2 separate regions of the Homo sapiens genome follow, and region 2 is linked to region 1. The links are chromatin loops, found by intact Hi-C in ENCODE. Cell type or tissue: ascending aorta. All regions are shown on one strand. Each heading gives the region's core, and the rest is flanking DNA. Links, peaks and the distances in the headings are about the cores only. Region 1 overlaps HERC1 (HECT and RLD domain containing E3 ubiquitin protein ligase family member 1). Region 2 has its middle 11 kb from the start of MIR422A.

Evidence for each region. Hi-C counts contacts between places; a loop is a spot of excess contacts. Peaks named below come from ENCODE experiments on the same cell type or tissue, not always from the same donor. Only the 100,000 strongest peaks of a DNase experiment are listed, where the experiment ranks them.
Region 2: it touches region 1 in a loop (3-fold over the local background); 3 of 110 quality-filtered maps call a loop at or near these places.

Annotation. Positions count from the first base shown.
Region 1 is chr15:63,802,745-63,812,243 of GRCh38, reverse strand. The region is part of intron 1 of HERC1 (HECT and RLD domain containing E3 ubiquitin protein ligase family member 1); the gene reads left to right. Among named protein-coding and RNA genes, the nearest start is that of HERC1, 26 kb to the left of the region's middle. In ascending aorta, for the core only: no CTCF peak of the experiment used is centred there; no DNase peak of the experiment used is centred there.
Region 2 is chr15:63,855,105-63,864,603 of GRCh38, reverse strand. No RefSeq gene overlaps it. Among named protein-coding and RNA genes, the nearest start is that of MIR422A, 11 kb to the left of the region's middle. RefSeq lists an enhancer at 4,084-4,143. In ascending aorta, for the core only: no CTCF peak of the experiment used is centred there; a DNase peak (open chromatin) is centred at 5,657.

The DNA of each region.
Region 1 (9,499 bases), core at 524-8,523:
GGTGAACCAGGCTATTCGCTGCCCTTTAGCTTCCTTCTGTGTAATTTGTAAAAACACAACCCTAAGTAAACTTGTCATCTTGCTGTCTGGCTTTTCTCTTACTTGTAGGAAGGGTAGGCAACTTAGTGTCTATGTTTATGGGAACAGTGTTTTTCTGCCAGCTCATTTTTGAGCGAGAGTTACAAATCTGGCTCTAAATTTATAGAGATGGATTCACTGTAATTACTTAAAAATGATTATGTTGTAAGGAAATTAAAAGTAAGATTTGTTTAATACAGATACTCCTGGGAATGAATGAGTTTATTACATATGCTCCATCAGGAAGAACATGGTTAACAATAGAAAAACCATGTTTATCATTTAATTCCTATGTATACTTTCATTGTCAAAGATAACCTTTGTTTTTTCCTTTCTGTTTTTTTTTTTTTTTTTTTGGAGACGGAGTCTCACTGAGTCGCCCAGGCTGGAGTACAGTGGCGCGATCTCGGCTCACTGCAAGCTCCACCTTCTGGGTTCACGCCATTCTCCTGCCTCAGCCTCCTGAGTAGCTGGGACTACAGGCACCTGCCACCACACCCGGCTAATTTTGTATAATTTTAGGAGAGACGGGGTTTCACCATGTTAGCCAGGATGGTCTCGATCTCCCGACCTCGTGATCTGCCCGTCTCGGCCGCCGAAAGTGCTGGGATTACAGGCGTGAGCCACCGCGCCCGGCCCCTTTCATCTTTTATGTTACCGGGGCTCAGCTGTGCCTGATTCAGCTGTTTCTATACTCCTCCCCAAATTCTGATTTTGAAAATTTCTCAGATTTATAGAAAAAATGAAGAATAGCGCTTTTCACCTAGATTCACAAATTGCAACATTTTGGTGCAACTGCTTTTTTCCTCCCCTCTAAACATGCATACATTTTGCTTTAAGTGAGACTAATTTGTAGTCATCATGATCCTCCCTGTCCTCTCCCAGTACATTGGCATGTATCTTCTAAGAAGAAGGACATTCTCCAACTTAACCACAATACTTTTATCACACCGATGGAAAATAACATTAATTCATTGTCACCTAATATGCAACATTTGTGTTTAAATCTTTCTTGTTTCCCACATATCTTTTATAGTTGCTTTTTGTTTTTTTCGGGTCCAGGATCCAATCACATTCATATATTGCTTTTGGTGTTTATGTTTCTTTAAATCTAGAGTAAACCCCAGCCTTTTTTTTTCCCAAATGACATTAACTTTATTGAATAATCTAGGCCAGTTGTCTTATACAATGTCCTACAATGTGAATTTGCCTCTTGGTTCTTTAATATCACATATTCAAGTTAAACATTTGCTGCATTAACACTATGTAGGTGATGTTATGTACTCCTTAAATCACCTCAGGAGGCACTCAGTGCCATTTTCCTTCTTTATAGGTAATGCTAAATTTGATTGCTTAAGGTGGTGACTATCACCAGATTATTTCTTTGCAAATGTACACTTTTTTCCCCTTTGTAATTAATAAACAATTAGGTGGTGGTATTTTGAGATCACGTGAAAGTTGTCTCTCCTACAACGCTTTCCCATTGGTTTTAGCATCCATAGAAAACTATCTTTGCCCTTTTTTTAAATTAAAAAAAAGAAGCAATATATGCAAATGTTAAGAAACTTACATAGTATAAAAAAGGTTATAGCAAAAGATATATCTCCCTTTCATTCATTCATACTGTATCTTCATTTTCCTAGTTTTTCCCAGAGTTAACTGTCATTGGTTTCTTATGTGTCTTCCAGAGATTTTCAACCACTCTAGTAATGCATTCATATATATAGCCCCTCTTTTTTTTTATTTTTACACAAATGGCTTATTTCATGAAACATAATAGTTTAAAGATCTCCTCATAGTATATATCAAAATTTCATTTCTTTTTATGGCTGAGTACTATTTCAGTGTATGTGTATACACCACATTTTGTTTATCCATTCATCTGTTGATGGACAATTGGTCTATTTCTGCCTTTTGATTATTATGAATAATGCTCCTATTAACATTGGTGTACAAATATCTGTTTGAGTCTCTGCTTTTAATTCTTTTGTATGTATACTTTGATGTGGGTGCTTGGTCTGCATCTTAATGTATTTTTAACTTAGTATATCATAGTAATCATTTTCAACTTAATACATTCCAAATAATTGTAGATCTTCCTCATTCATTTTAATGACTGCCTTGAATTCTAGTATATGTGTATAATTTATTTAACCAGTTTATTATTTGTGGACTTTAGATTGTTTCCTGGCTGGGTGCAGTGGCTCACACCTGTAATCACAGCACTTTGGGAGGCTGAGGCAGGATTGCTTAAACCCAGGGGTTCGAGACTAGTCTGGGCAACATAGTGAGACCTTATCTCTATTTTAAAAAAGCAGAAAACAAAAAACGTCATTTCCCCTTTTCATTGCTTTTATTACTTTTTTTTTTTTTTTTGCTATTCTAAACAAGGCTGCAATGAATAGGATATTTCTTAGTTTAAACAGTACTTTGTTTCTTGATTAAAACTACACTAAGAAAATGTTGACTGAGCCTAGTCCTGCTGAGTATACCTTCTAAATGTCCTTAAAATTCAACTCCGTACAAGTTCAATATATTGTTCCTCTTTTATTTTAGGCCCATATTTCTCAACTCAACTTTTGCAGTGGCCCAGGATTGGTCTGTTGTGTCCTGGCCATTCTTTCTCTTCATTATCTTAGTGTTATCCACAGCTCCTGATGTGTAGCCTTGTTATGGGAACATTATCATATTGTACTGTAATTGCTTATGTATCTTTATATGCTTTGAGGTTCTGAGTCTTTTAGGAGCACTGCTTTGTATGCAGTGGAATTTACTATGGATAAATCTTGCACATTCTTGTTAGGTTGTTTGTAGTGGTAAGTCAGAATACCTTTATTAAAATTAACACATAATTACAGATTTAGAAAAATGTACAAATAGGACTGACCCTTGGTTCATTAGAATATACTAGGGGTTCATGCCTTTATTTTTGTTTATTTTTTGATGAAGAGGTTAAAGGTAACTTTGAAGCCAGTCAGTGGTTGATACTATTGTGTCTTCCCCCTCCATCCCTATTTCTTTTGATACCATTAACTCTTTCAGATAATCTTTTGAATTTTATTTTTTTCTCCTTAAAATCATACTCATATGTAAGTATTCTGTGACTATTTGAGGAGCTAGCCAGAGTACTTACTTCTGATATTTTTGCTATTTCTTCATTTTTTATTTTAGGGAGGCCATAAGAATGAGTTCTTGAAGTATCAATTGGATATAACATTGGGAGTTCTGTGAGGATAAATTTACTAAAAATGTTGATTGTCATGATGTAGGCTTTCCTTTATAGTTGCTAACAGATTGATGGTTCTAAAGACATGGGAGGTGATTTTTTTCTACAGACAATATGATAAGGACCCTCAGGATCTTCATTCCTCTAGAAAGTATACTTCTGTTGACATCTAGTGTCTGCTTTGTGGCCACTGGTCAGCTGCAAATTAAGGTATTTGTGTGTGCTGACATTTCTGTTTGCATTTCTGGATTAATTGTATCTATTACCGTAACAGACTGTTGAACTTGACAAGTGGATAACTTACTTTACTCTTTTTTTTCCCCAAAGATCCTTTCGTTAAAAAGTATATTGATGAGCAGTGTACAGTGGCTCACGCCTGTAATTCCAGCACTTTGGGAGGCTGAGACAGGAGGATTGCTTGAGGCCAGGAGTTTGAGACCAGCCTTGGCAACATAGTGAGACCTTGTCTCTGGAAAAAAGAAAAAAATTAGCTGAGTGGTAGCATGTGCTTGTAGTCCTAGCTACTCAGGATGCTGAGGCAGGAGGATCACTTGGACCCAGGAGTTCAAGGCTCCAGTGAGCTGTGATTGTGCCACTGCAGTCTAATCTAGGCAACAGAGCAAGACCCTGTTTCTTTGAGGAAAGAAAAAGTACGTTGATGTTCTAAAAAAGAAACCACCCAAGTTTGATAGCAGCCGTTATTCAGAATCATTACATTGAAAACAAAATCATTAAAAACATAATAAATTTGCTTATAGCTGCTTGTCACAAACTTTTTGTACTAGGACATTGTAGTGATGTATTTTTTTTTTTTTGTCAACTAGAATTACTATAATGTTATGCTAAACTTCCATAAAGGAATACAAAAGAAGAAACTTAAAATAGCTGATGTTACTTACCTTTAGGGGATATATGATGAACAATTAGAGACCATATAGGGTAACAACTAATATTTATTTTCAAAGTAGTTCCTTGTGACAGATACAGAAATTCCAAGATAAGAAAGATAATTGAGGGTTAAGGTTGTTCAAGCAGGTTTAATTTGGGCAGGGGGCGGGGGAGGTAGGATTTGAATTAGTAACTGTAGGAAGTATAAGTGGAAAGGAAGGGGCGGGCATTACAGAGGACAACAGCATGAGTGGGGGCACAAAGGTAGGATTGAACATATCTCAACTGAGTGATGTAGGAATTGGTAGGAATTCCTACCTGACTAGAGCAGAGACAGTTGGGGAGTGTGGTGTGGTAAAATTTATTAGGTTGGTGGGGACAGTTGATTGTGAACCTTAAGCAGACTAAGTGATTTTAAGCCTGGGGAGCTATCTACATCAGTGAGGGTCCTGACAGGAAATAAATGGACTAGTTGTAGAGTTTTGGGAAGGGTTAAGGAGAGCAGCAGAGTATTGTCATGTTCCCAAGGCCTAACACTATTGGGAAGCCATTAGTACACTTTTAAGTCTGAGGGGAAAAGAAGAGGAACACTGGAAACTGATGAGAGCTGGAGCAATGGAAGCCAAGCTAGTGGTCAGGACCTGTAGCCCTAGAGGAAATGGCTTTGTGAGGTGGGAAGGGAGCTAGAGAAATGAAAACCCCAATTTCTTTTACTTCTCATCCTCCCATTTCCTCCTATGTGTGCCTCTCAATGGCCCAATGCAACTGGAAGTAAGAAGAGAACTTGGGCAGTGTAATGCCAGAGGACAGCCTCACAGGGTGCAAAGCAGAGCTTGAAGGGTAGAGAATAGGCTTGATTTGAGGAGGTTGGGGGCAAATAGAGAATGCCTAGTCCAGGACCCATTTTAAATTATTGCAAATTTATAAAGTAGGGTAGTGTTATAATGAAAATGCTCTTGGAGGAAGATTTGGTTTAGTGGATTTTGAGCCTTAAAAAAATCACTCAGGCCGGGTGTGGTGGCTCATGCCTGTAATCCCAGCACTTTGGGAGGCCGAGGTGGGTGGATCACCAGGTCAGGAATTCAAGACCAGTCTGGCCAACATGGTGAAACCCTGTCTCTACTAAAAATATAAAACTTAGCCGGGCGCGGTGGCGCATGCCTGTAATCCCAGCTGTTTGGGAGGCTGAGGCAGGAGAATTGAAGAGTGAGCTGAGATCACACCACTGCACTCCAGCCTGGATGACAGAGCAAGACTGTCTCGGAGTGGGTGGGGGCAATCTCTCTCTGGGCAGAGTTCCAACTTACAACAACAAAGGCAGAATGCAATCTATTATCTGATTTATCCTTATAGCCCCCACTGTAACTAATTTTGTTATTTCTCCGTAGACTTGTTAGACCAGAATTAATTCCTCTTCTACAATGTTCTGAGCCCTTGCAGTGAGAAAGCTAGGGTGCCAGTGGCTGAAAGGGACAAAAGAGTAGGGCAGAGTACCAGCCTTGCAAAGCATGAGTCTGGTTGTGGGGTGGATGGAGCAGTAGTGATGAAGACAGGTACGCAAATAATAACAAACCAGGCAGAGTATGATAAATGTACATGTGTGTAAGCAAAAGTAAGAGAGTTAGAGGAGGAAGTGAGTAAATCTGTGTTGGTGAGCGTAGGGTGATTACAACATGAAAAGCTTCATGGAAGAAGTCACCTTTGAGATAGGCCTTTGAAGGAAAAGTGTGGATTTTGACAGGTAAAGATTATGTAGGTGAGGTGGGAAGATTGCTTCAGCCTAGGAGCTTGAGGGTGCACTGAGCTATGACTGCACCTGTGAATAGCCACTGCACTCTAGCCTGGGCAACAGAGCAAGACCCTATCTCAAAGAGAAAAAAAAAAAACCACTTGTGTTCTGCAGAAATGCTCATCAGAGGTGATTTGGGAGGTATCTGTAGTGATGATGAGTTAAGCTTTAGCAATGAACAGGAAGTGGTTGATGTTAAGAAAAAATATATACTGAGAAGAAAAAGGAGGTTCTAGAACTTTTGGGAATACCAGCATTGGGTGGACAAGAGGCAGGGCCTGCAAGTAATTGGGTTTTGTTTGTTTTTTTTTTTTTGTTTTGAGATAGGGTCTTGCTCTGTTTCCCAGGCTGTAGTGCAGTGGCATGATCATGGCTTGCTGCAGCTTTGACCTCCCAGGCTCAGGCAATCCTCCTGCCTCAGCTTCCCAAGTAGCTAGGACCACAGAAGCGTACCACTATACATGGCTAACTTATTTTTTGTAGAAATGGGGTCTCCCTGTATTGCCCAGGGTGGTCTTGAACTGCTGACCTCAAGCAGTCCTCCTGCCTCAGCCTCCAAAAGTGCTGGGATTGTAGGCCTCAGCCATAGTGTCTGACCTTTTGTTTGTTTTTGGTCAGCTTTGATGAGGTATAATTAACATACCATAAATTCACCATTTTAAGACAACAGTTTGATAAATGTTAATACAGTTATGTAACTACCACCACAATCATCATATAGTCTCTTTTCATCATACCCAGAAAGTTCCCTTTTATGTCTTGGCTGTAATCTTCTCCACCTGTTCCTTAGCCATTAGCAACAACTGATGTGCTTTTTATCACCGTGGTTTTTACTCTAGAATTTCATGCAGCTAGAACCATAGTTATGTAGTCTTTGTGTCTGGCTTATTTCGCTTAGCATAATGCTTTTGAGATTCATCCATGTTGAATCTCCAAATAATGAATAATAATGCTTATTATTCATTTTGCTTGTAATGAATAACCATTGTGTTGTTTGAATCAGTCGTTCATTCCTTTTTATTACTGAGTAGTATGCCATTGTATGCATATATTATGATGTACCTATTCATTCATCAGATGATGGACAGTCGAGTTTCCAGTTTTTGGCTATTATGAATAAAGACGCTATAAATACTGATGACCAGGTCTTTATGTAATCATGTATTCTCATTTTTCTGGGCAAATACCTAAGGAGTAGAATTGTTGCATATGTGCTAAGTACAGCGTGTGTTTATGATAAACTGCCAAGCAGTTTCCCATGTCACATTTCTACCAGCAGTGTATGAGAGTTCTACACACTGGTGGTGACATCCTCACCAATACCTAGTATTATCTGTGTCTTTAAATTGAGCCATTTATTGAATTTGTAATAGTATCTTGTTGTGGTTTCAATTTCCATTTCCCTACTGACTAATGGTGTTGAACATCCTTTCATGCGCTTTTTTGGCTGTTTATGTATCTTTGGTGAAGTGTCCAGATATTTTGCTCATTTTAAAAATTGAGTTTTCTTATTGAGTTGTAAGGGTTCTTTTTATATATTCTTGATACACGTCTCATTGGATATGTTTTACAAAATAGTTTCTTTCATCTTGGGGCTTGCCTTTTCATTTTCTTATTTATGTATGTGTTCATCATATCTAAGTCTTTTCATTTTCTTAACAGTGTTGTTTTTTTTTTTGAGACAGTTTTGCTCTTGTTGCCCAGGCTGGAGTGCAATGGTACGATCTCGGCTCACTGCAACTTCCACCTCCTGGGTTCAAGTGATTCTCCTGCCTCAGCCTCCCAAGTAGCTGGAATGACAGGCGCCCGCCACCATGCCCGGCTAATTTTTTGTATTTTTAGTAGAGACGGGTTTCACCATGTTGGCCAGGCTGGTTTTGAACTCCTGACCTCAGGTGATCCACCAGCCTCAGCCTCCCAAAGTGCTGGGATTACAGGCGTGAGCCACTGTGCCCGGCTAGCAATACTTTTTGAAGGACAAAAGTTTTTAATTTAGATCAGGTCTAGCTTATCAATTTATTGTGTGCTATTTAAGAAATCTTACCCAGGATTGCTAAGATTTTCTCCTATGTTTTCTTCTAGAGACTTTTTAGTTTTAGCTCTTACGTTTCGGTCTGTGAATCATTTTGAGTTGATTTTTGTATATGGTATGAAATTAGGGTCAAGGTTTATTTTTCCTGTTTGCATATTCAGTTGGTCCAGCACCTTTTGTTGAAAAGATTATCCTTTTCCTATTAAACTGCCTTGACACTTTAGATAAGCATCAGTTGGCCATATATATGTGGGTCTATTTCTGTACCCTCAGTTCTGTTCTGTTGATCTATCTTGATGAAAGTACCACTATCTTGTTGCCACTACCACGTCTTGATTACTAGTTACTAGTTTTATATTAATAATAAGCTTAAAAGTCAGATAATGTACATCTTTAATGTTTTCTCTATCAGTTAGAATTGTTTTGCTATTCTCAGTCCATTGCCTTCCTGCCTTGCAAGTTTCTGAGACTGTGAAAAGTGTTTTGCTTCTTTTGTTACCCAATTGAGATCATTTAATAATCTTGAAAGAGTGGTTAGGAGGAATGTATTTTATCATAGCAACAAGACTTTTAAGAAGGAACTGAATTGGCAATTGGTTCATTAAAACCTTCTGAGGTTTTAATTTCTAAAAAGTTAGTATGGGGCTGGGCGTGTTGGCTCACGCCTATAATCCTAGCACTTTAGGAGGCAGAGGTGGGAGGATAGCTTGAGCCCAGCAGTTCAAGGCTTCAGTGAATTATGATTGTGTCGCTGCCACTCCAGCCTGGGCATCAGAACCAGACCCTGTGTCAAAAAAAAAAGAGAGAAAAAAAGAGCATGATATACACCACGATGTTGATAAGAAGCAGCATGATTTAGTGGTTAAGGGGTCACCTGGCAGACTAGTCTGGTTTGAATCCTTACTCTATCAATTACTGGCAGTTGTGACCTTGGGCTATTTAGCCTCTCTGTACCTCCACTTCCCTTCCTGGAAAATGGGGATAATACAAGTACTTTTTTCTTTTTATTAGTTTTTTAAATTTAAATTTTATTTTATTTTTTGAGACAGGGTTGCTCACTTTGTTGCCCAGGGGCACAATTATGGCTCACTGCAGCCTCGTAGGCTTAAGCGATCCTCCCATCTCAGCCTCCCAAGTTGCTGAGACTATAGGGGTGCACCACTATGCCTGCCAAATTATTTTTTGTAGAGATGGGGTCTCATTATGTCACCCAGGCTAGTCTCAAACTCCTGGGCTCAAGTGAGCCTCCCACCTTGGCCTCCCGAAGTGTTGGGATTATAGGCATGAGCCACCACACGCAGCCCCTATTTTATAGAGTTGCTCTGAAGAGTAAATAATACATGTATTTTCTGCCACATAGAAAGTGCTTCAGTGAATTGTAACTGCTATTATTGCTTTGTTCACCTAGAGAATGCTAAAAGCTTCAGAATTTGATAAACTCACTTATAGGAACTTAAACTTACTTGCAGTAACTCGTTTATTTCAG
Region 2 (9,499 bases), core at 1,032-9,031, 52 kb before region 1:
CCTCCTCCTCCTCCTGGCCAAACTTTTTGAAAGAAGGACCCACAACTCTCTCTGATTCCTCATTCCTTGTTATTCCTCAGTCCACTGAGATCCAATCCCATCATTCCTTTGATACTACCTGCCCCCATCGGCGTCACTGAGTGGCCTGGTGAGCAAATCTAATGGATCCCTCTCTCGGGGCTGTACTGGCTTTCCTAGTGGCTCAATGGCACCCCACTCTCCTGGTTCTCCCAATTCTCATCACCCCTCTGCTTCCCTCACTCCTCCCTTCCCTAAAGGGAGGGCATAGAAGGCCAAGGGAGCCCTAAGCTAGGCCACCATCTGTTTCCTCAGAGTCTGGTCTGTCTTTGGACTGCACTTGCTTGCCTGGTCAGTCTCCCATCTCCCTTAAATTCAGAACCATCCATGTGTGGCCACTACCAAATTTCTACCTCCTGCCAGGCCAGACCTCTCATCTGAGCTCCAGCCACAAGTCCTGCCTGGCCAGCCTCCCTGGTCATCCCACAGGCACCTCAAGCGAACCATGTCTAATGGACCTCAGCACCCCTCCCCTTCCAAACCAGCTTCTCTTTCCATGTCCCTATCTCAGTGACACACACCATCATCTACCCAGTCATAAGAAGCAGAAACCTGGGAGTCACTCTCTGGAATGTGAACTCACGGGGCAGGGATTTTTTTCTTACTTGTTTAAAGCCTATATTCCAAGCACGTGGAACTGGCTTAGGAGGTGCCTAATAAGTATTTGTTGAATGAAAATCTTTTTTTTTTTTTAAATAGAGATGGCGTCTCACTATGTTGCCCAGGCTGGTCTTGAACTCCCGGCCTCAACTGATCCTCCCACCTCAGCCTCCCAATGTGCTGGGATTACAGGCATGAGCAACCACACCTGGCATTGAATGAATTCTTGCCTTCTCCCACATACCAAAACCATCTCCAAGACCTGTCCATTTTGCCCTTTAAACATTCTCTTTCCTGGCATGGTGATGCATACTTGTAGTCCCAGCTACTCCAGAGGCTGAGGCAAGAGGATTACTTAATCCCAGGAGTTCAAGGCCAGCCTATAGAACATAGCGAGACCCATCTTATAAAAAGAATAAAATGAAAACATTCTCTCACATACTTCTACATCCTCCAACAACGTTGCTGCTCCCCTAGCCTAAGTCCCCCTCATCTCTTGCTAGGACGAGTGCAACAAAGTCCTCACTGGTCTTTCTGCTTTTGCTCTCCCATTCCCTGGGGCACCAGCTGGCGGATGCTTTCTACAACCCCAGCATGACGTTCCCCTCACCTGCTTAAAACCCTGCAAAGAGTCCCTGTTGATATCAGGATAAACTTTTTTGGCATTGAGGGGGTTAGAGAATAGTTTTGAATAAATGTTTTTCTACTCTCTGCAGCAGACTGAGGACCAGAGCCCTTGGCACGCCCAGCCCCAAACATTTTTTCCTGAGGGTTGGGGGGTATCGAAGAGCCCTCTAACATCAGAGATTCTCCCAAGGGGAGTGGTGTTGAGCTCTCTAACATTGGGGAGCTCTGCCAGCTCCTTGCCAAGATGCTGGCCTAGCTTAGGACTCCCTTGGCCTTCTATGCCTTCCCTTTCCCTTTGCTCCTCCCATTCACTGTAGAGTCCATTCAGGGTGCATGACCTGGGTGTTGCTACCAGCAGAGGTGAGAGAAAGAGAAAAATGGGAGAAAGACAGAGCTGCCAGGGAGACTCAGCCCCCTTCTCTCCTGGGATCCTTCTTTCTCACCATCCTGAGTCTGCACCCTGATCTACCTGTGGCCACCACTGAGGGTCTCCTAGGGGCTTGGCAGATGGGGACACTAGGCTGCCAGCAAGGGGCAGAGGCCTTTGTCAGAGTAAGCAGGAGAGAGAGACAGAGAGAGAGAGAGAGAGAGACCTAGTGTCCTTTCTTCCCTGAAGTAAAAGACTCCTGGCTTCACATGCCTTCCTGGCCTTGGGCCTTGGTAACTTAGAGCCTGAGGGTGAGCCTGGAGTGATGGGGACTAGAGGCACAGGGGTTTCCTGGGGGTAGGACATAGAGGGAATCAGCCTGCAGGGAGGTCAAAATGCTTTGAACTCGGGCTGCAGGAACCTTTGAGAAGTGCTCAGAACTCAGATTCTAAGGACACCCTAGCGAAGTGACTGAACTGAGGCTGTGGGACCTTTCTGGGAAATGTGCGAAATTTAGGCTGCAGGGGCTCACTGAATTCAGGCAGGGGGTTCTTAGGAAATGTACTGACTCTAACTGTGAGGCTGTCTGGGGAGGCTGATAAACTCAGGTCCAACAGGACATTCTTGAGGACTGCATTGAACTCAAGTTGTAGGGGCTTCTTGGAGAGACCCATGAACTGAGTTTATGGACCCTTTTTGGGGAGGTCACTGAACTTTCACTGCATGCCTGGAACTTTGCTTGCAGACTCAAAGTCCATGTGGCTGTCCTCTGCTACACAAACTCAGAGGTACAAGACATACAGACAGACATGGACTGCAGTTACCCAAGGATCATTCACAGTCTCTCCTCTCTCCTTGCTACACACACACATACACACACACACACATACACACACCCTGTCTCTTCAGTCCCCTCTCCTGGTTCTTCCATAATTTCCTAACCTCTGAACACAGGAATGTTCAGAGTTCAGTCCACAAACCTCCCCATTTGTTTATACTCACTTTTTTTTTTTTTTTTTGAGATAGGGTCTTGCTCTGCCACCCAGGCTAGAGCGCAGTGGCCCAATCTCGGCTCCCTGCAATCTCTGCCTCCCAGGTTCAAGCGATTCTCATGCCTCAGCCTCCCAAGTAGCTGGGACTACAGGCACATACCACCATGCCCAGTTAATTTTTGTATTTTTAGTAGAGACTGGGTTTAACCATGTTGCCCAGGCTGGTCTTGAACTCTTGACCTCAAGCGATCCCAGCAATGTCTATCTGGGCACTCTTCACTCCTTTACCCAGCTTTGTATTTTCTCTGTAGCTCTTATCACAGTCTGATATACTGTAGATTTATTTGTTATTTGTTCATTGTCCGTCTCTTCCCACTTAAATATAAACTCCATTAAGGCAAAGACTTTGTCTTGTTCACTGCTGTATCCCTCCAATTACAACAGTGCTTGAAAAATAGCAGTGCTCAATAGATATTTGTCGAATGAATGAATGAATGCTGGGAACCAAGTGAATATTTGTTGAATTGAGGGGTACTGGACCCCACTTTTTGTTTTTCTTTGAGACAGTCTCACTCTGTGCCCAGGCTGGAGTGCAGTGGTGCAATCTTGGCTCACTGCAACCTCTGCCTCCCAGGTTCAAGCAATTCTCCTGCCTCAGCCTCCCAAGCAGCTGGGACTATAGGCACAAGCCACTAATTTTTGTATTTTTAGTAGAGACAGGGTTTTACCATGTTGGCCAGGCTGGTCTCAAACTCTTGACCCCAGGTGATCCACCTGTCTCAGCCTCCCAGAGTGCTGGGTTCACAGGCATAAGCCACTGCACCTGGCCTGGACCCTACTCTTGATCTTTGTGGATCACACAGACCTGTATCTTCCTTTTCAGAGATTCTTTAAAAAAAAGAGAGAGAGAGATTTTTTCTAAATCAGTTACCAAGGCTGTTAAATGGGAAAATGAATAGCTAGTCTAAAGGAGGAAATTTAGCACTTGTAGAACAGCAAGGGGGTGCTTGAAGCATGACAGCTGAAGGTAACATATATAGGTAATGTAATACAGGTAACATAGCCTACATGAGTAATGTCTAGTCTGAAAACGAATACTACTTTGAGTATTTAAAACAGAAAGATGTTAATAGACATCACACAAGCAATGGAAGAATCAAGAAAGCACTGGAGAGTATGACACAACTCAGATCAGCAGCAGCAGGAAACCATTTCTACTCCTAGGCCAGAGAGTGAGGAGGAAGGTTTTCAGGGCACAGGGACCAGGGACATCAACAGATACTTTCTTGTAATTCTGACAGCTGCTATAAGGAGAGGAGTCTGGGGCATCTGGCCGCGTTTCCAAATCTGCTCGGCCCTTTTCTTCCAAGGATGATCTGGTTCTGCTCTTTGATCCAGGGCACTGCTTTAAAGAGCCTGTTTGTTTGTGGCAGGCACCAGACTAGTATTGTCACTGGTTCATGGACTCTGAAAGCACCTAGAAGATCCACTGTTCCTGTGGCAGTGGATGATGGCAGCTGGTACACCCTGGGTGCAGCTGGTGTCTTTGATTTAGTACAAGCACCTTTCAAAGATTTCATTACACTTGAAAGCCTCACCTCCGGAAGGCAGTGGGTGGGGGAGCAGCTGTTCAGCCTCTGTAGAGATAGGACCAATGGGTGCATTTCTGAGGAAGTAGACTTCAACTAAGGAAGAAGTTTTTAACACAGCTGCCAGCAATGGCCTTGGCTCTCTTGTGAAGAAGTGAGCTTTCTGCTCCAGAAGGTATTCTAGCAGTCTGTCAAAAATCTTGCAGTGAGGAAAGCCTACAGTGGCCTACAAAAGCCTGCTAAATGCCTTCTCCATTGCTTCTAACTTTGCCCAACTCTGAATTCTGTGGGTGAACAACTAGCTCCTTTCATTCTGGCCCTCTATTCTTTCTTTTTTCTTTTTCTTTTCTTTTTTTTTTTTTTTTTTTTGAGACGTATCACTGGTGTCGCCCAGGCTAGAGTGCAGTGGGGCCATCTTAGCTCACTGCAACCTCTACTTCCTGGGTTCAAGTGATTCTCCTGCCTCAGCCTCCTGAGTAGCTGGGATTACAGGCATGCACCATGACACCTGGCTAGTTCTTTTGGTATTTTTAGTAGAGACAGGGTTTCACCATGTTGGCCAGGCTGGTCTCGAACTCCTGACCTCAAGTGATCTGCCCGCCTCAGCCTCCCAAAGTGTTGAGATTACAGGCATGAGCTACCATGCCCAGCCTGGCCCTCTATTCTTGACACATCCTTCTGCAGACCAACCCCATGTCTGCAAGTTTCATAACCCCAGTGAGAGAGCATCTGAGGGCAGGGTAGGCATGTGCCACTCAGTAGGCCTTCCCTCCTGTCTCACTTCTCACTCCCATGGCCAACTCATAGCCTGGCTTTTGGTTGAGGAAACTGGCACTTGGTGAGTATAGTAGATCGAATAACAGCCCCTCAAAGATGTCCACATCTTAATTCCTGAACCTATGTTAATTTACATGGCAAAAAGAGGTCTTGCAGATGTGATTAAATTAGAAATCATGGGATGGGGAGATGATCCCAGATTAGCCAGGTGAGCCCAATGCAATCACTAGAGTCCTTATAAAAGAAAGGCAGGGCAGAGAAGAAGACAGAAGCAGGGGTTGGAGTGATGTTCTTTGTAAAAATGGAGGAAGCAGCCATGAGCCAAAGAATGCAGATGACATCAGAAGCTGGAAAAGGCAAGGGAATGGATCTCCCCTAGGGCCTCCAGAAAGAATGCAGCCCTGCTAACACCTTGCTTTTAGCCCCATAAGACCCATTTTTTTTTCAGGCTTCTGACCTCCAGAACTGCAAGATAATAAACTTGTATTGTTTTAAGCTACTACATTCGTCATAATTCATTTTCAAAACAGGAAACTAATATAGAGGACTTACGATCCATTCCCATGACAACCAACACAACAGCCTGGTAGCTGACCAAATAAAAAGGCCAGGCATGGTGGCTCACACGTGTAATCTCAGCACTCTGGGAGGCCCAGGAGGGTGGGTCACTTGAGGTCAGGAGTTCAAGACCAGCCTGGCCAACATGGTGAAACCCCATCTCTACTAAAAATACAAAATCAACCGGGCATGGTGGCAGGCATCTGTAGTCCCAGCTACTCAGGAGGCTGAGGCACGAGAATCACCTGAACCCATGAGGCAGAGGTTGCGGTGAGTCAAGATTGTACCACTGCACTCCAGCCTGGGCAACAGAGCAAGACTCTGTCTCAAAAAAACAAACAAAAAACATTTTCCATAGGAAGGAAGCAAACATGGTAGTTAAAAGCATGGGTCTTGCAGGCAAACAGACCTGATTCAAATCCAAGCTCTGCTAGGTTGCGTGATAGCTCAGAGCTTCATTGTCTCATCTGTAAAATGGGAGTGTTACGGCCACCTTGCCCAAGGTGGTTGTGAAGATGAAATAAAATAATGCAGTTAAAGCACTCAGCATAGGTCCTAGAACACAGGAAAGTCTCAGTAAATAGTAGTGGTAGCTATTATTACTCCTACCACCATCTCCATCATTGCTACTACTGTTACTACCAATACTACTGCAGTTGCTGCTGCTACTGCTACTATTACTGCTGCAGCTATTGCTAATATTACTATTGCTATTTACCACAACAATATCTATGCCTGGGGCCAGACACAGTGAATCACTCCTGTAATCTCAGAACTTTGGGAGGCTGAGGCAGGAGGATCGCTTGAGCACAAGAATTGGAGACCCACCTAGGCAACACAGCAAGACCCCATCTCTACAAAAAAATAAAAATGAAAAAATTAGTCAGGCATAGTAGCACATATCTGTAGTCCTAGCTACTTGAGAAGCTGAGGTGGGAGGATTGCTTGAGCCCAGGAGTTTGAGGTTGCTGTGAGCTATGATTGTGCCACTGCACTCCAGCCTGGGCGACAGAGGGAGACCCTGTCTCTAAACAAAACAAATCTATGCCTGAAGAGCAGGGGCGATGTCACAAAAAGGATGAATAGAGACGGCAGCAACAATAAGGGAGGATGTGCTTAGAAGGGGTCAAAGTCTGGAGGTCACAACTTCACACTGCTAGTTGGGATTGAATTTTGAGTCTGAAGCCTGGTCTGAGGGCTCTTGAGGCTGAGGAGGTTAACATCTGCATCCACCCACTCAACATTTCTGCTGGAGTGTCTGTGTCTGGGGTGCAGCCTCCTGGCTAAGAGACCCTGGCTCAGGATCACCAACCAAGGCCTTCCATCTGTGCTTCCGTCTGGCCCAGTGCCCTTAGGCCAGGCCTGGAATTATGGGATGCTGTGGAAATGCAGACACATGACATAGCCCAGAATTCAAGGTGCTGACCTTTTGATCTTAGAGACAAACCAGGATCCTGAACCCAGTTACACATACATGTCCTCATTGTATTTCCCAGTTGAGAAGGCGAATCAGACAGCAAAAGAATGTGTGGACAAGATACAAACGCCTCTTCATTATTTCTGTGTTTCTTTTCCAAGGCCTCACTGTTGTTTAGGGGCCTACCCTGCTGCTTTTCTTTGAATGTACAGAAAGGCACCAGGTTGCTTTTCCCTAAGACTCTGGGTTTTGATGAGTAACACACTAAGACAATATGCTGCAGATATTTTTAGCAGCAACACCACCTAATATGTTGTTAAGAATTCTCCTCTGGAGTCAGATAGCATCTGGCCTCACATCCTGGTTTTGCTACTTGTTAGCTGTGTGGCCTTGGGCAAATTCCTTAACTTTTCTGAGGCTCAATTTCCTCATTTTAAAATGGTTTTATAGCAGATACCTTCTAGAGTTCTTGTAAGGAGAAATGAGATGATCCATATAATCATACCGAGCACAATGCCTGTACTTTAACCATTACTCAGTAGATGTGGGTCATTGCTGTTAGCGCTATCGTGATGTTACCATTTTCAGAGCATAGCTTTAACTTAGGACCAGAGGCAGCCACAAGTCTAGATGCTAATGTGGCTTTACCTCTCTGTGTTGTCATAGTGGCCTGAGGCTGCATGCTTGGCAAGGTCTGGGAAGTTAGGACCCTTTCCCTTTCAGAGTTCAGGAGGGTGAGCAGCTTAAGGATCCACCAGGTGGGTTCAGCTGGGCACAGTTCTACAAACAAGGAAGACATGTTGACATGTTCCAGGTGTGCTCCACAGCTGTTGTGGCAGGGATTGGTGCTGTTTATTATACGAAACCATAAAAGAGGCCAGGCACAGTGGCTCATGCCTGTAATCCCAGCATTTTGGGAGGCCAAGGCAGGCAGATCACCTGAGGTCAGGAGTTCAAAACCAGCCTGGCCGACATGGTGAAACCCCATCTCTACTAAAAATACAAAAATTAGCCAGATGTAGTGGCAGGCACCTGTAATTTCAGCTACTCAGGAGGCTGAGACAGGAGAATCACTTGAACCCGGGAGGCGGAGGTTGCAGGGAGCTGAGATTGCACCATTGCACTCCAGCCTGAGCAACAAGAGCAAAACTGTCTCAAAAAATAAATAAATAAATAAATAAAATTAAAAGAAATAAAAGAGGCCAGGTGTGATGGTTCACACCTGTAATCCCAGCACTTTGGGAGGCCAAGGTGGGCGGATCACAAAGTCAGGAGTTCGAGACCAGCCTGGCCAACATGGTGAAACCCCATCTCTACTAAAAAACACAAAAATGGCTAGGCCTGGTGGTTCGCATCTGTAATCCCAGCTACCTGGGGAGGCTGAGGAAGAAGAATCGCTTGAACCCAGGAGGTGGATGTTGCAGTGAGCTGAGATCATGCCACTATACTCCAGCCTGGGCGACAGAGTGAGACTCTGTCTCAAAATTAAAAAAATAAATTAATAAATCAAAATCACTGCTGGAAAGTTGGTTTCTAACTTTACATATCTTTGGATGAAATGTTGACTTAGTTGACTGGCTAATTCAGTTCTGAGTGATGAAAACATACCTGAGAAATCATGACACTTCAGGTTTACCGTAAATGTCATAACTTGGGACAAGATGCCTGAGTACATACAGGATATAGAGAATGAGTCAAAAGACATTTGGCAAGGGCTTTGAATTCACTCCCCTGGAGTGACAACAACTGATGGGGGGTAGTGAATTAGGCATTCTCCTTTATCACAGGTGGGAGTGAAATCACTGCAATCTTTGGGGATGTAATTTGGCTGTTCACATCAAACTGTTTATTTCTTTAGGCTTGGTAATCCCACCTCTGATAATCTATTCTAAAGAAATAATCCACATATTTAGAAAGAGCTGTATGCATATATTTGTTCATTGGCTCGTTATGTATAAGAGTGAAAAGATGGAAACCTACATGTCAACCTAAAGGTCTAACAACATGGAGTTGGTTAAATAAGTGACAACATATCCACTCAGTGGCATATTATGCAGCCATTGCTAATGAGTATCATAAAGGCATAGGAAATGGTGGGTGGTATTTATCAAGTGAAAAAGTTAAATACAAAATGGTATAATTGTAACTGTGTGAACAACTGTAAACAGAAAAAAGATTGGAAAGACTCAAGAAAGATATCATTAGTGATTGTGTTTAGGGTGATGGAGAAATTGCGAGTAACGTTTTTGTACATGTTCCAAGTCTTAAATTTTGTAGTTATATAACTTGTGTGGGAGGCAGAATGATGACCTTTGAAAGACCGCCTTGTCTTAATCCCTGGCCCCTGTGAATATGTTACCTTGCATGGCAAAGAGGGCTTTGCAGATATGATTAAGTTAAGGATTTTCAGATGGGGAGAGTATTCTGGATTCTCCAGTGGGCTGAGCAGAATCACAAAGGTCCTTATAAAAGGCAGGTTAGAGTCAGGGTGAGA